Linked DNA regions of Homo sapiens: region 1 is linked to region 2. Evidence: chromatin loops called from intact Hi-C (ENCODE). Cell type or tissue: OCI-LY7. All regions are shown on one strand.

Region 1 (8,000 bases), 240 kb after region 2:
CCAAATGTTTTTCTGTACATAAAAATTGATATAGTCAACTTTATATTGTTTGCAGTTAACTTGGGACATGGATAATGGAAATTCTCAGATAATTCCACAATTTAAGTTTATCTCTTGCTTTCATTATTTCTAATCAGCATACTCTCCATATGACAACTATATCTATGATAAGAAAATTGACTTCTTTACCTATAAATCTCTGTACTTTCTTGACAGACACCAAAGAACTACATGTTGACTGTATCTTGCTGGTAACTTAAGGAGAATAGTAACTTGTAGTTTCCACCTTTAGCAACTGGACATTGGCCATACTCTGATTTACCAAGAGAGTCCTTGTAATCACAAAGGAAAGCAGCGATTTGGCTTCAGATATTAAAGCAACTTTTTTTGACGTGGCTAGATGGTTAGGAACACACTGAAGAATAGATTTTCAGTAATGAGCCATACTTTCAATGAACGTCCCAAGGAAAACAATTTTAAGATCTTGCATAAAATAGTTCATATGCCTCAAATTTGCATTTAATTCTTACATTAGGTTGAAAGCTCATGTAGAAAACATGTAATGTAAAAATTGGAGAGCCCAAGAACACAGTCATTTCCCCTTGGGTGCTAACAAAAATATACTACCCAACAGTGCCTTTGTTTGCAGTCTAATATTTTAGAAGGAAAAAAAGACCCCACAAGCAAACATGTTTTTTTTTTCTTAGTCCAGAAAGAAGAAATACAGTGTGAACATAATACTTAGGGTAGACAAAATGGCCAAAATAGATTAAGTTGGCATCCTTTTTAGCTGCAGCTTCCTTAACCTTGTACCACACCCTGACATCATCTTCCTACATGGCCACACCTCATCCCCCCATAGCCAAACATTATTTGCATTCATCACTCATTCGTAGATGCCAAATCAGACATGGTTCTTGCCCCTATGGAGTTTATGATTAACTGGGGAAGACATGCATTAATCAAATTCTCTTTCTCTCTCTCTCTCATTCTCTCACACACACACACACACACACACACACACACACACACACACACACACACATGAAACTGTGACTGGATCAGATGCTACGGGAGAAAGACACACAGGGTTCAAAAATCTGTGAAGGGTTTTTTTATCTGTTCAGGGAAAATCAGGAATGTCTTCTCTGAGGATGAGTAGTTCAGGCTGTGATTTGCAGGATCAGTAAGAATTAACCAGGAAAAGAAGGCAAGAGAGAGAACCTTATGTGGTGAATGAACAAATGTTTAATATAAAGGCAGCAGAAGAGCCAGGGTGGAGGCAGGCACAGAGGTGGGAGATAAGGCTCTGGTGGCCATGCTAAAGATCCTTACTTCACCCTGACAGTGATGGATCATCACAACATTTCCAAGATCAAGAATGCACTTCCCATCTGTGTTTCCTCTAAAGTCAAAATATGGCCCATCTTTCAAAAGGAAAATTCAAATGTTACCCATTCAGTCTTCTAACACTTTCATTTCCTAATCTAATTAGAAAAGATCATTCTGGCTAAGAGGTGGTATAGTAGTTTAACCCACCCACTCATATGCATGTGTTTGTATTTATATATAAAATTTTATTTTCACATTTCTTTTTCCTAGTGGCATTAGCAAAAGCACTCCCAGTTTCATTGAGTCTCTTTTAAGTTTTGCTTCCCCTCTCCTCCTCTCTTCACTATGCTCTGCTGTCTTGGTGTCTCCCCACTACTCATGTACTCTCCCTCCATTTCTCAATTCTCATATGAGGGGAGGTGCCCCAGAGGGTGACGAAGGACAGTGTGGCAGAGGACAGGAGGAAGAAAACATAGGCACAGCTGCACTTCAGCATTCTGAAGCTGTAATCATCCTGAGCATCTGTCCAGGGACTTCCTTGCCCAGTTGCTTTGCCATCTGTACTTGAAGCCAAGGAGCATCAGGTGCTTTGCCTTTCCTCACCAGGCTTACGCCATAGCCTTTTCACCCCACTACCCACACCTCCCAGTGATGCTGCAACTATTTCTCCTCTGGGCTCCATGCAGTAACTTTCTGGGTTTTTTTGGTTGTTGTTTTAGAGCATTTTTGTAGACAGGGTTTTACTCAGTCATCCAGACTGGAGTACAGTGGTGCAGTTATGGCTCACTGTAGCCTTAACCTCCTGAGCTCAAGGCATCCTCCCACTTCAGCCTCTCAAGTAGGTGGGACTACAGGTGCAAACCAACATGCCTGGCTCATTTTTTATTTTTTTGTAAATATAGGGTTTTTCCATGTTGCCCAAGTTGGTTTTGATCTCCCGGGCTCAAGCGATCCTCCTGGTTCAGCCTCCCAAAATGTTGGGATTATAGGCATTATCCACTGTGCCTGGCCCAGTAACTTTCTAAATAGTGTACAGGCCTCCAGTCTCACCACCTGTCCCATTCTCCTTCTCTTTCCTTCTGCAGAGACCTAAGAGCCAAGCGGAGCCCATCTCCTTCCTACACATTCTTCCAGCCTCTTTAGGACCTGATTTCACAACCTCATGTGCCACACCCCAGCTGCACCCTCCTGGTGGAAAGTGTTTTGCAGCTTCTTAAAGATATCATTCTGCTTCATTCATCAACCTTTGTCCATGGTGTTCCTTCTGACTAGAATGTGTCCCCCAACCCCTTTGCCTGGTGAGACCCTCCTCTTCCTTTGAGACCCATCAGAAGGCTTGTCTCTTCTTGGAAGCTTCTCACCCCACTCCAGTGCTGCATCCCTAGTTTCTGTGCATCCCCTGCAACCTGTGCATCACTTTTTCAAACATCGCTCCTCAAGTAGCATTGTGCATGCTGTTTTCTTGCCTTTCTCACTCACACAAATGGGAGTTTCCTGGGGGCCCTTTGTCATCACCACCTGCCTGACTGGATACACTAACACTCAGCCTACCTGCCACCTACTTGGAACCTTACAGGTGTTTCTTTGATTAATTAATTAATTCATGTTTTCTCCTCTTCTGGTCAGTTCTTCCACTTTACCTGTGCTTGTTTGGATATGCAGAGCTCTAGCTGGCGAGAGTGTCCTTCTGGCTAGATTGTCTCACCAAAAAGAGAATGGGTTTTCCCCATCCGGGTGTCTCTTAATTTTTTCTTCCACTCGTGTTTGGACAAAATTATTTATTGACTGGAAGGACCACATGGCAACTCTTCATGGCTTTGAGGCCCCTTAATGAGTGTCCAAGGGAGATTCTCTCTCACTTCCAAGTTCATGGCAGACATTTACCTACCCAGTCAGCTTGAACTGAGCTCATAGAAGTTTTATTTCTGGCTTTTGCGGATCATTTTTTATGCTGTTCCTCTCACCTGAAGCTCCCTTTCTATCTCTCCCTAGTTGGATAATAGTACACATATTAAATGTGTACCTTGTACCAAGTATGCTGAGACCTGCTTATAACTAATTTTGCTTGATCTTCATGAATAGTGTTTTGAAATAGCATTTTTCTATCCCTGCAGATAGGAAAACTAGAAAACAAAGAATAAGTAACTTCCCCAAGCTCACATGACTTGTAAGTGGCAGAGCTGGGATTTGAACCCAAGCCCCTCTGAAGCTAAAGCCTGTAGAGTACATGCTCCCTTCCTCCACATCACACTGCCCCTGCTTGTTCACACTCAATGTGAGAATCCACTTCTCAAGTTTGTCTTGCTTATTCCAACCTGTTTTGCAATGAATCTCTTTCAACAGCTCTATAGTTCCTGGCACTCACTTGGCATCCATCATTTTCTATGTTGTCATGTTTGGTATCTTTTCATGTATGTAATGTGCATCTCTTCTTAGGAGTAAGACCAGAACTTTTCTGCTCTGCAGTTTTCTCCCTGTGAGGGATGGTGAAACTTGGTGGCTAAGAGCATGGTTTATACAGACAGACTTCTTAGGTTTATATTCTGGCTCTCCTCTGTACTTGCTGTATCAGCTAGGGCTGATGTCTTCACTTTTTTATGATTCCATTTCTACCTCTGTACAATAAGGCAAATATGAATACTTACCTCAGAGTGTTGTTGTGAAGATGGAATGAATTAATGGCCATAAAGCACTTACAGCTGTGTCTGGTACATAGTGACCACTCACTAATGGTCACTTATAATTCCTTCACAACCTGTAAGGGTCCTTTCCACCCAGGTGATGTCCCTATGTCTCAACTGAATGACTGGTTAGGGATATCTTTCCATGGGCTACTGTGGCTGCAGATAATTGCATTCTTATTTGAGAGTTATGTTAACTAGTGTGGGCTTTTATTTGCTTCTCTCTTTCTATCAATGAGTCCTGCTGCTTCAACCCTGGGTTAACTGAAATTTGAAACCTTTTTCTACTCAAATTCCTTTGATGCTGAAATTCCTCTGCGGTCACAGCTAAGCACTTTGTGTGGTAACCTTCTCTTCTGTCCTCAGGCCTGCTGAGATCATCTGCTCAGCAGCATGTCTGACACCTGTTGCCACCTCACCCAGCCACTTCCTTGGTGACCTGGCAATGCCCAGAGGGGCCCTGCCAGCTTGGAGCCCTGTGGCAATGCTGTTTGATTCAGCAAACTGATAGCCTTCTGACATCCTTTCTTCATTTTAGCAGCCAAATCACATGCACCTTAATATTTATCAATAGCTAAGCAACACCGGAAGGAAGTGAGACAGAGCCTCTGGGCTAGTCACTATCTCTGATTTTACAGAATGGTTAAGCCAGGTGTAAAATATCTCACAATAACATGCCCTGTTGTCCTGAGGATTCAATTCCACCGAGATATAATTACCATATGAGGAAGTGAGAAATAGGGTTTCTTTCTAATACACAGAAAATAGAAAATAAGATGCTTTTCTTGGCCACTGTTATCAGTTTCCTGTTAAGGTTCTGCTTTGTTTAAAACAGTCCTGTTTTGCTTAAAAACAAACTCTAAGGAATTTTTCTAAAACATGACTCAACCTAACTAGGTATATATACTGTACTTTAAAGTGAACATATTTGAAATAATTGTGAGTGACAAAGAGACGGAAAAACATAGATTTTGAAACTAGCATTATTCTAATGATTTTTATCCCAGTGGTTTATTTGGAAATGAATTTCCATTCACAACATCTTCATTTGTCTTCTAATTTTCATGCAATTTGAAAGGGTTAGTTTCCTTACCCACAGGATCATCCTGGTCAAATCTCAAAAGATTGGCTAGGGCATTCTGATTTTACAGGCAAATTTATATTTTGCCGTTTCAGGAAATAATTCCTTCATGGTTATCTTTTATAAAGAGCTTATTTGTATAATATATACACATAGTATATATCAAATAAAAGATCTGGTGTTATAAACATAAGAATAAGCAATTTCCCTTTTGTGATAGGAATATGAAATTCCTTCTGGTAGAGGACGTTTAAGAGCATGTCCAAAGAATGGCTAATCAATGAATTCTCTCATTTTGTAAGGAGACACTTAGATGCATTTCTGAAAAAAACAAAACAAAACAAAACAAAACAAAAAACACTTTGGGCTTTCTCTGTATTCTTCAAGCATTTCTAAACATTTATTGACATATGCAGTAGAGAAAAACTGGTATCAGGAGGAAGGCAGTAAGTAGCCAGCAGTCACAAGGTACAAAGAATAAAATGCATGCAAACATGTACAGTATTCACTTTCAGGAGTTAATCTACATTTTATTTAATTTTTTTTTTTTTTTTTGACAGCGTTTCACTCTTGTTGCCCAGGCTGGAGTGCAGTGGTGCGATCTCAGCTCACTGCAACATCTGCCTCCCGGGTTCAAGCAATTCTCCGGCCTCAGCCTCCCAAATAGCTGGGATTACAGGCATATGCCACCATGCCTGGCTAATTTTTTTGAATTTTTAGTAGAGACGGGTTTTTGCCATGTTGGTCAGGCTGGTCTCAAACTCCTGACCACAGGTGATCTGCCTGCCTCGGCTGCCCAAAGTGCTGGAATTACAGGCGTGAGCCACCATGCCTGGTCCCTTTTAAAATATTTTAACACTGAGACCATATTACTGATGTACTACTTCTTTCTAAAAGTAATTAGAATAAATGTACACCCTCTTCTTTAAACTTTGCATTTTTCAAATTTCCAAAAACAAAAACTAATTATAAGTAAATCCATAAGCAAAACGCTGTTAATTACCACTTCCAAAATCTGGAAGCGGTGACTTGCTTTACTAAGACAAGAAACTTTAGACAGGTGAATACTTTTAACAAGGAACACACTTAACTTTGTCTAATTGAGCAAATTACAAATCAGAGCTAGTAGCTTGTTAATTATAAGAATATCTCCATTACTTGAATACGTGTACTAGTCATGGTAGGCAAAATAATACTCCAATAACGGACGACCCCACTGTGGATCTGAGAACCCCGCAGGCCAGCAGTCTCCATGTGATTGCCAAAAGCAATGCCGCCATATAAACCACAGGTGTCTACCTTCACCATGACAGAAGAAAGGGTTAGAGATTCCAGAAGTCACAATTAAATGCTTCCACCCCGAAAAGTGGATCATATTTCATTTTCCAAAGCAATGCAACTTTGTTAACCTCAAAGAGGCAGGGAAGTACAATTTTCCTGTGGGGTTGGAAGAAGAAAACTGGAAATTGGTGAACAGTTTTGAAATGTCTGCCATAACTTTTAAGTGAGGAACTTAGTGTTCTCTTACTCTGTCATGTTTTTAAATATCTTTTTGATTGAAATCTTTCAAGGCTTTCCAGATCCCTGAAGATAAAATACAAACTCTCCAACAAGACCTTTTGGCCATCAGGAACGCAGCACCTGGCTCTCTCACTAGTATCCTCTCTCTGTTTGCCATGTCCCATTAAGACTGTCTCCAGAAACAATGAATTTATTGTTGCCTGTTTCCTGCTAGCTTTTCCCCGTATTTACACAGTTTGCTTTATCTGCTGGGATTACCCTTCCCTGACTATGCTCAATCTCTATCTCCCTTGGCAATTCTCCTCCAGGCCCCAGACCTGAGAACTGGACCAGTGCTCTGCTCTCTCCTCTGAGCTTCACCACATCCTGTGAAAACTTGAACCTAATTCTTACTAGGTTTTAATCAACTGTTTACCTGTCTTTTCTCCCCACTAAAGATGAAAAGTCGCAGAGATAGCGGAGAACAAGAACCAGATCTCACAGTCATGGTGCCAAAAGAGTATCTAACCCTGAATTGGAGTTCAATACATACTTGTTGAATGAATGAGTGAGTGAATGAATGAATGGGTTTTTTTTGTGCTTTCATCTACCTGATTGGTAGCATATTCAGGACAGTATGTTTTTCTCACCTTTTTACATGCTATAAGACATAAAACAGATAATGCGTGTAGTGGGTTCATAATAAAGGTTTAAATAAACTTTACCTACAGTTTTATCACTAGGAATATATTTCTGATATCTATTACCTTTGAACTTTTTATGCCAGATTATGTTTAAAAACATGGTGTCACTCGTAAGCCACATCTGGGACTGATTTTCATGGATTGATTAAACTTTACATTTCTTCGGAGTATTCACTGCCAAGCCCTCTGGTGCCATGTCCTAAACCAAATATTTCAGAAACATTGCAAAACAAGGCTGCCCTTGTGCTTTGGAAACGCTTTCAAATGACATGCCATTCCTTTCAACTTGAATCTATTAAAGACTTGAAATTGTAGCAATCCATTGGACTATATGTCAAGAAACTGGTATTTTTAAAGGGTGGCATGTTTCTTCATTTATATGTAAATTATTTCCATGTGCTTTGGAGAGAAAAATGGAAATTTTGTGAACGTACTTAGCCCTTAAAGAATGTGATTGATCCTTGATGATGTCGTTCCAGACAACAACAAATACACAAGAACTCTTTTTGAGTGCTGTAAGAAGCTTCTCAAAATTTCCAGTATAATCCTAGGAAAACATTTTTTTTTAATCTTTTCTAATCAGGAAGTCTTTAAAGTGTATTTTATCAAAATGTTCAGTATTGTGGAAACATACTCATGAGCTATTAGCTATAGCTGACTTTTGAGGTTATAGGTGAAAAGTTTTCACATCAGGAAGTTTCA
Region 2 (8,000 bases):
CAGTGTACACTGCTCCGGTGATGGATGCACCAAAATATCAGAAATCACCACTAATGAATGTGTCCAAGTAAACAAAACCCACTGTACCCCAAAAACTATAGAAATAGAAAATGAATAAATAAAAGTTAGGGATTAAAAAGAAAGTGGGACATGGTCATTCCAGAAGTCTAAAATATTATAAGCTATATATAAAATACAAGTTTGTAACTATTTTTTGAGTACCTGCAATCAGCAAGTTTGCATTAATATTACTGTTTACTCCCTCACTTTTTAAAACAACTAATTTTCTATTTCCTATTTTAAGACCTTACCTAAGATTGCTGTCCTGTGGAATGGTTCCTAGCCCACGTGACCTTGTCTGTGTTGAAGCATGAGTGAATACATACTACCATCTACTTTAGTGAATGTTGATGATAAAATGGCCAATTTCATGTATTTGTTTATTTTCAAGAAAACCTTAGAGCACTCGTTCTCAAACTTTAGGATGCATCAGAATTACCTGGAGTGCCAGAATCCCCTGAAGTGGTTGTAAGAACTCATTGCTGGGGCCAGGTGCGGTGGCTCACACCTGTAATCCCAGCACTTTCGGAGGCCAAGGCAGGCGGATCACTTGAGGTCAGGAATTCGAGACCAGCCTGGCCACCATGGTGAAACCCCTTCTCTACTAAAAATACAAAGATTAGCTGTGCGTGATGGCGGGCACCTGTAATCCCAGCCACTTGGGAGGCTGAGGCAGGAGAATCGCTTGAACCCGGGGGGCGGAGGTTGCAGTGAGCCAAGATGGCGCCACTGCACTCCAGCCTGGGTGGCAGAGACAAATTGAAAAAAAAAAAAAAAAGGAGTTTCTAGGCCCCATCCCCAGAATTTTTGATTTTGTAGGTCTGCGGTGGGATCCAATTATGTACCGTCTAATGAGCTCCCAGGTGATAGTGACGCTGCAGACCTGGCTCCACATTCTGAGAACCACTGCCTTAGAGCCTGCACATCAAGTCACGTTTATATTCCTGTGCCGTACTCCCCTGGTGAGGATTCCTCTGGTCATTCATGCATTTACGTTTTTAAACTCCTTGGAATCAACCAGGTAGAGATTGTACTCTTGTTGTCGTATTTACCATCCTAAATCATTAGCATCTATTATCTTCCTCTGCCCTACACCACAACTCTGCTTGTAACCCATTTGGAGCGTGTTTTCTATGTTCTTGCTTTGTTTACATATTGGTGGCCCCAACTATTTATCAGCTTATTAAAGACATCAGGCCACTATTTGTCTATATCCCTGCACTGCCTAGCAGGGAGCACTGCAGGGACTATTGAATTCATGCACTGTATTCTCTGCTGGCCCATTGATTTCATCCTTATAGCCCCTGCTTCTCACCTGCATGTGTTTTTTTCACAATTTACATACTGATAAAATGAATTCTTGCTTCTTGCTCATGTAAGAATATGGAGGCTGGGCACAGTGGCTCACACCTGTGATCCCAACACTTTGGGAGGCCGAGGCAGGCAGATCATGAGGTCAGGAGATCGAGACCATCCTGGCTAACATGGTGAAACCCCCTCTCTACTAAAAATACAAAAATTAGCTGAGCGTGGTGGTTTGCACCTGTAATCCCAGCTATTTGGGAGGCTGAGGCAGGAGAATCGCTTGAACCTGGGAGGTAGAGGTTGCAGTGAGCTGAGATCACGCCACTGCACTTCAGCCTGGGCAACAGAGTGAGACTCTGTCTCAAAAAAAAAAAAAAAAAAAAGAATATGGAAGTTATAAAAATAATCTGTGATCATATAATGACTGTTTTCCCCAAAAAGGGCATTACTTTCCTGCTTCAAAGTATGTATTTCTTAACTAAAGTGTTTGTGGGATATGGCTGCGTGTTGGCATCACCTAGAGAACTTTAAAAAAAAAATGAAAACAAAAACAAAACAAAACAAAAAACTGATCTTCATGTCCCAGAGGTTCTCTTCTAATTGATGTGGGCTGTGATCTGGGCATAGAGATTGCCAAAATTACCCCGGTGATTCTAACACATAAAAATGTTTTAGAGTTTCTTAAGTACTTTTTTTCCTGATGAGTTTCAAGAGGGCCACTTTTTTTTTCTGGAAGATTATTTTCAGAAACACCTAGCCCTTCTTTATTTGTATCTCCTGTAGATGTTTTCCTTCTGAGTTTTTCTCTGTGAAACAAGAAAATATAATGAACTGTCATTTGCACGTTGCACAAAGCATGAACTTTATTTGGAGTCTTAGATAAACTTGTTCTGATCTAGAAATGAAAAATAATGAACTCTGCTGAGTTCTGCATTTCCTGTCTGAAGTTAGCTTTACCATAAGGATCTGGTGGGTAAGTGTTTGTTGTTCTTGTCATTAATTATTGGAACAGAGTTGTTTGGAGTAGATGATTCATTGTGGAACAAATCGTCTGATTTTGAGGGACATTTTCCATTATAAAATAATTATACATAAAAACAGAAGTATTGCTTTAATACTAAGATTTGTAACAATGCCATGTCATTCTGGTTGTAATGACTCTGTGTCTATTCCACTGGTTTGGAAAATAAAACAGATTGATTTCAGTCATATGAAGATACTTGAAAATAGGTTACATTTAATCAATTAGAAACTAGTTGTTTCTAACTTCACTAATCTTGTAAAAAGAATTAATTCCACCCCACTCCTAAAGTTAGTAGATAGATAGATATCACCAGATAAGTTCCTAAAATATACCTAGGAAATAGCTCTTTCTCAAATAATGATGGTGTCAGTAAGTCTAATGTAAGTCCATTTTATTTTACCCTTTCTTTAGGTTCTGCCCTTGTATCTTAGAATAATGAAATATGAAGTGAAATTTGGTGTCATGGTTTACCTGTAGCCATTTTATAATTTAGATTCATGGGTTTACATTACTTACTGAAACTACTGGGGAAACATTAACAACACAATAGGATTCCTAGATTGATAAACTTCAACACTCAAGCTATGACAGTTGTTCTCAGTCTCGTCTTTGATTCAATGTAAAAATTTGGACAAGTTAATTAGCTTTCTTTTGCTGCGTGTATAGGGGCAGGATAAACTTGAGAATTCCCACAATTATTCAACCCAGATCAAAGATATTTGTCTCAGGAAATCAACAATATTAAGAAAAATGGCTTTTTGAAAAAAAATTAAAAAAATGTTTAGCACCTTCAAATATCAGATTCACATCCTCATCATCCTCACTTAGAGATTTTAAAACTAATAGCAATTTTGTATGGCACATTTGCATTTACAATGCATTTTTGTACACATTCTATTTTCCCCTAAACCCAGGGAGACTGGAAGAGCAACAATTTACATATTTGCGTATTTTTAGAAAGTGAGTCTTAGAAAGGTTAAGTGACTAACCTAGGCTCAAACAGCCAGAAGTGTGTGGAACAAAGGCACCACACAGCTTTGCTGACTGTGAGCTCACTCTTTCTACTCCTCCAGCTATGCCAGCTATACAATAGCAACTTGTGAGAGGTGTTAGGTGTGAGGGATAGTAGGGGGGTAGGGGTGGGGAGGGGAAGAGGAAGCAAAGTCCTCATACTGATTGTATTTTTATCACTTTTCTAAAGGATTTTATGTTTTACAGCCTATTTGTCATTGGTGGAAATATCTCTACACTGGTGCTATAAACAGCAAAACATGCACTTGAGACTCCCTGCAAGCCCATCTAAGTTTTAAGGGTAATTGAGAATAGCAGCACTTGATACACATATCTTCATTTACTATATAGTGTGATCAATTATTTTCCCTGATACTAAGGGAAAATTAAACATCTTTTCATTGGTTGTTGCATTTCTTTCACGGTGTTTTTAATGCACTTTGCGAGCTTTTGTAGTTCTCAAAACTGGCCACTAGATGGTAGTGTTTAGTTAGTATTGTCGCACATGTTCCATTGTGGGAACTTTGATTCTAATAGGAAACATTTCATATATAATACTGCACTGAAACTGTTTCCCCAGTGGCTGAGGCACACGATAAAAACTCTGTGGCTTGAGCCTTCTTTTTCTTTTTTAATGACTAGACCTCCCTTCATTCAACACAGACCTTTCTTCCACATACTACTTATTCAGCAATTCATTTTTCTCCCCATAATAGTCTTTTTAAACACCCCACAGTGAGGGAGTGTTAAAAGTCCTGCCTTTCGTAGAATTTTGCTCTAAACTTCTGAGAGGTAAAGCAGATCTGGTGCCAAGATGATGTGTTCTAGGGAAGTACAAGGACAATAGACTTAAAGACCTGTGCTGCCAGCTTGTGAATAATTGAAGATTTGTATCTCGAAGTAAATTTCAGAGTACCCCTGTACTTCCTTGGGTATCTAAACCAAATAAGACAGAAGTTGTAGTTGCCTGGTATAGATACCACATTGCCAAAATTTTACAGTATTTTGGACAATCCAATAGATGTCTTCTCTCTGCTTTGTTTAAGCCTTCTAATTTCCCCAGCAAGACAAAGCAAAACAAAATTAATTCACACAGCCTGTTTGCATGATATGGTCCGATGGTTTACTATGCTATGTTTGTCATTAGTCACCCAAGCACAGAATCTAAAAGTCACTTATAACCATTTCCTGCCCCCCCATGACTGCTGATTCTTCCAAAACCATAAATCTCCTTTACTAATTCACTTGAATAACCAAACCTGCATTTCAGGTTCTCATTCTTTACACACCCAATAAAAAATGAGATGCCATCTGTTATTTTATTCATTAAGTCAAGTTCTGTTTCTCATGTTCTGCGGGAATTCTTCCCATGTGGTTTTACTGTTTGTTTCACTTTCTTCAATTTCCCTCATCATTACACATAAGCATTTATAAAATACCTCTTCATAAAATCCACTCCAGTCATTCTCTGCAGTTAACTCCAAGATCTCCAAGATCAAAACAGACCCCAAAGTTGTCAATGAAACTGTTCACTTGCACAGTGCAGGGGCTGGGGGTGTGGTTACTTGGGTGTGTGAATATGAACTTTCGGTTGTCTGAGGACAACAGGAAGCCTTGTTTCTGGTTGCTATCATATTAAACTTTAGTTAAGATTTTTATTGTTTATGAGATAGGGAATTTTTTCCCCTGGGGGTCAACTGGGGTCACCCTATTTCCTGAGGGCTAAATAAAATTGGCTGCAATCCCCATCGTACAGATTGTGAAAAGTTCTGCTTTCTCTCCAAAGCTTTTATGAATCCTTGATCACACCAGGCCCCACATCTCTGCTTCAGCCAAATTGGTTGCGTTTAGGAGTTCTCTCACAGTAGCTGTCATCATCTCTTTTTTCCATACCACAGAGGCTCAAGGTAGAACTGAGCCCCTTCCTTAGTTTTCCCAACCACCAGCCTTCCCTCTGCCCCAACAAAACAAAACTTGTTCACACATGGGATTTCTGCATTGTACCACACTTTACTGATGGTTTGAAGAAATGGAAGCAATGTTCACCATAATGTGAGAAGTGACTGTGTTTAGACTTTCATATTCTTAAAAAGTCAGTTACCCAGTGATTTCTATATGGAAGGTGTTAGCCTTTTGCTAGGTTTGCTTGGGTTTTTTCTTTCATTCCTACCCTTCCGTACCTCTCCTACTTCAAAAATTGCTTATAGGAACTCCAGATTTTTCTTACTTAATGGCATTTAGTGCTTTACGTCTCTCCTGCTCCATCCACCTTTTAACTCCCAGAACTACGCAAGTGCTCAGCAGAACAAAATGGGCTTTCATGTAATATTACCACAACTTGATAGAAGATATTTTTGGTTATAAATAGCTTTTAAAAAAAATTTTTTGGTGATTACATGTGGGTACGATGACTAAATTGAATTTTGCTCTTCGTCTCATACACACAAACACACACACACACACACACACACACACACACACACACACACAGGCATTTATATATAGAGAGAGAGAGATGGAGACTTGTTCTGTCATCCCAGCTGGAGTGTAGTGGTGCAATCACAGCTCACTGCAGCCTCAACCTCCCAGGTGCAAGTGATCCTCCTGCTTCAGCCTCCCATGTAGCTGGGATTACAGGTGCGGGCCACCACACCTGGCTATTTTTTATTATTTTTTGTAGATGCGGAATCTCCCTATGTTGCCCAGGCTAGTAACTCCTAGGTGTAAGTGATCCTCCAGACTCGGACTCCCAAAGTGCTGGGATTACAAGTGCAAGCCCCCATACCCCCAGCCTTCTGCTCCTATTTGACCTAGAAATTCCATATAGTAGCCATAGCATTCATTCATTCAACAAATAATTATTGAACACCTACTTGCAAAAAGGAATTCAGTTCCTATTCTGTTGGGGTGATAATCTAGTAAATAATAATAATAATAATGAAAAGTGTCCATGCACTCTTCTAGGCTCCAATAATCCCTATGAAGAGAGGGTATGCTTAAACAACAGATGCTTATTTTCTCACGGTTGTGGAGGCTGGCAGTGTGAGATCGGGGTGCCTGCATAGTGGAGTTCTAGTGAGGGCTGGCTTCCCCTATGCCTTCACCCAAAGTTTATGTGTTATTAATATCAGCAGCCCTCTATCTCTGGATGTCTCTGGTGCCTTAGAAGACATATTCTCTACAGTTAAAGAGTGATCCTCAAGAACGGACAGGGTAAATATATTTTATATTGCTAAATGCCCCCATTTGAAGGGCTATATACCATTTCATGTAGCAAGGAGCACTTAATGGCTCCAGCAGAACAAAATAACTCTACAGAAAATTTTTATTTGCCCAAAGCATCTAACGAGCTGGTCCTTCCATGCATGTGGTGGCACTCTTGTGAACTGCTTCCTGAGATCCTCTTAGTGCAAAGCCAACAACATTCAGTACATTTCCTTCACTTGCCTTTTGGCATGTCCATGACAATATTTCCAGCTGATCTAACTTCTAGAAAATCTATTTCCCACAAGCAACAGGTCTTCTATTTTCCTGCTTAAGAGTGTTTATTTTTGCTTTTTTCAGCAGCTTCACAACTTCTGACTTGGTTGACTTTTTTTTTTTTTTTTTTAGAGAGAATGTCTCTCCTCCATCTGCGAAGTGCTGCATTTTAGGTTTGATCTGACAATTTGATGCAACGGCTCAGGTATATATGACAAGGAAATGGAATTTCTATCCTCGAAATCAATTCTGAACAATAAAAGCTGAGAGGATAAGTTTATTCAAAGGTGATTTGGTATTGCGACAGGCTGCTCCAAATCAGAACTCAGCAACCTGATTTTGAAAAATTTCCAAGTTCATGAAAAGAATCACTTTGTACATAAGGGCTTTCTACTTGTTTGGGTTTGAGCATAACTAGATAGCTTAGTGGGATATCCATATTCTTGCATTTGATGATCACATTTGGCATCTAAATATTATGCTGTTTTCAAATGAAAGAAATACTGCTGAATAAGAGAGCTAGAATGAATTACATACAAAGAAAACTTAAAATAAGTGTCATCTAAGAAGATGAAAAAGCAAACAAGTACATATGTTCTTAACTTTTGGGGGCTTGCCTTTAATTTTTTTAATAAGGCAATTATCTGCTATTAGTAATTATAATAGGAGCTAAAATCCAGTTAATAGTCACTGTGTGTGAAACCCTGTGCTGAGCACCCCAGGGTATGGCCTCCAAGAGGACACACAACACTCTTTTTGGAGAAAGCTGAAGACAGTGGGGGCAGTGACTGAAGGTCACGGAGTTGGTAAAAGGCAGAGCCAAGCTCAAACCCACACAGCCACATACCTGCAACTGTGTTGTTAGCACTGCACTCCCCAGTTACCAAAGCCTTGTTTATTTTCCAGTCCTAAACTCTGCTTAAATGTGCATGAAGAGTAATTTCATTTTTTTTCCTTTTCTAGACTGTAAATTTGTATAATTGGATTTCTACAGGCTTTTGTGTTTCTGGTGAGATTCAAAATGGATTTTTCAAAGTTACGATATTCAGTGACTCCTATAATCTAGAAATTTCTCCCAAGACACCAGACTTCCTCCCTGATCTTTTGACTAAAAGCCTGG

Evidence for each region. Peaks named below come from ENCODE experiments on the same cell type or tissue, not always from the same donor. Only the 100,000 strongest peaks of a DNase experiment are listed, where the experiment ranks them.
Region 1: a loop joins it to region 2, with 3 times the contacts of the local background. A loop is called at or near these places in 4 of 110 quality-filtered maps.

The regions. Positions count from the first base shown.
Region 1 is chr5:59,559,580-59,567,579 of GRCh38, reverse strand. The region is part of intron 1 of PDE4D (phosphodiesterase 4D); the gene reads left to right. LOC107986347 (a long non-coding RNA gene) reads left to right here. Exons shown (of 2, transcript XR_001742409.2): 1 at 1-7,114. Among named protein-coding and RNA genes, the nearest start is that of MIR582, 140 kb to the left of the region's middle. RefSeq lists an enhancer at 4,032-4,682. In OCI-LY7, no CTCF peak of the experiment used is centred here; DNase peaks (open chromatin) are centred at 4,429 and 4,579; H3K4me3 peaks cover 1,390 bases; H3K27ac peaks cover 2,233 bases.
Region 2 is chr5:59,796,145-59,804,144 of GRCh38, reverse strand. All of the region lies in intron 1 of PDE4D (phosphodiesterase 4D), which reads left to right. LOC105378988 (a long non-coding RNA gene) reads right to left here. Exons shown (of 2, transcript XR_001742413.2): 2 at 7,145-8,000. Among named protein-coding and RNA genes, the nearest start is that of PDE4D, 94 kb to the left of the region's middle. RefSeq lists an enhancer at 3,137-3,667. In OCI-LY7, CTCF peaks have their summits at 3,676 and 3,878 (motif pointing right); DNase peaks (open chromatin) are centred at 3,904, 4,534 and 4,954; H3K4me3 peaks cover 1,826 bases; H3K27ac peaks cover 1,644 bases.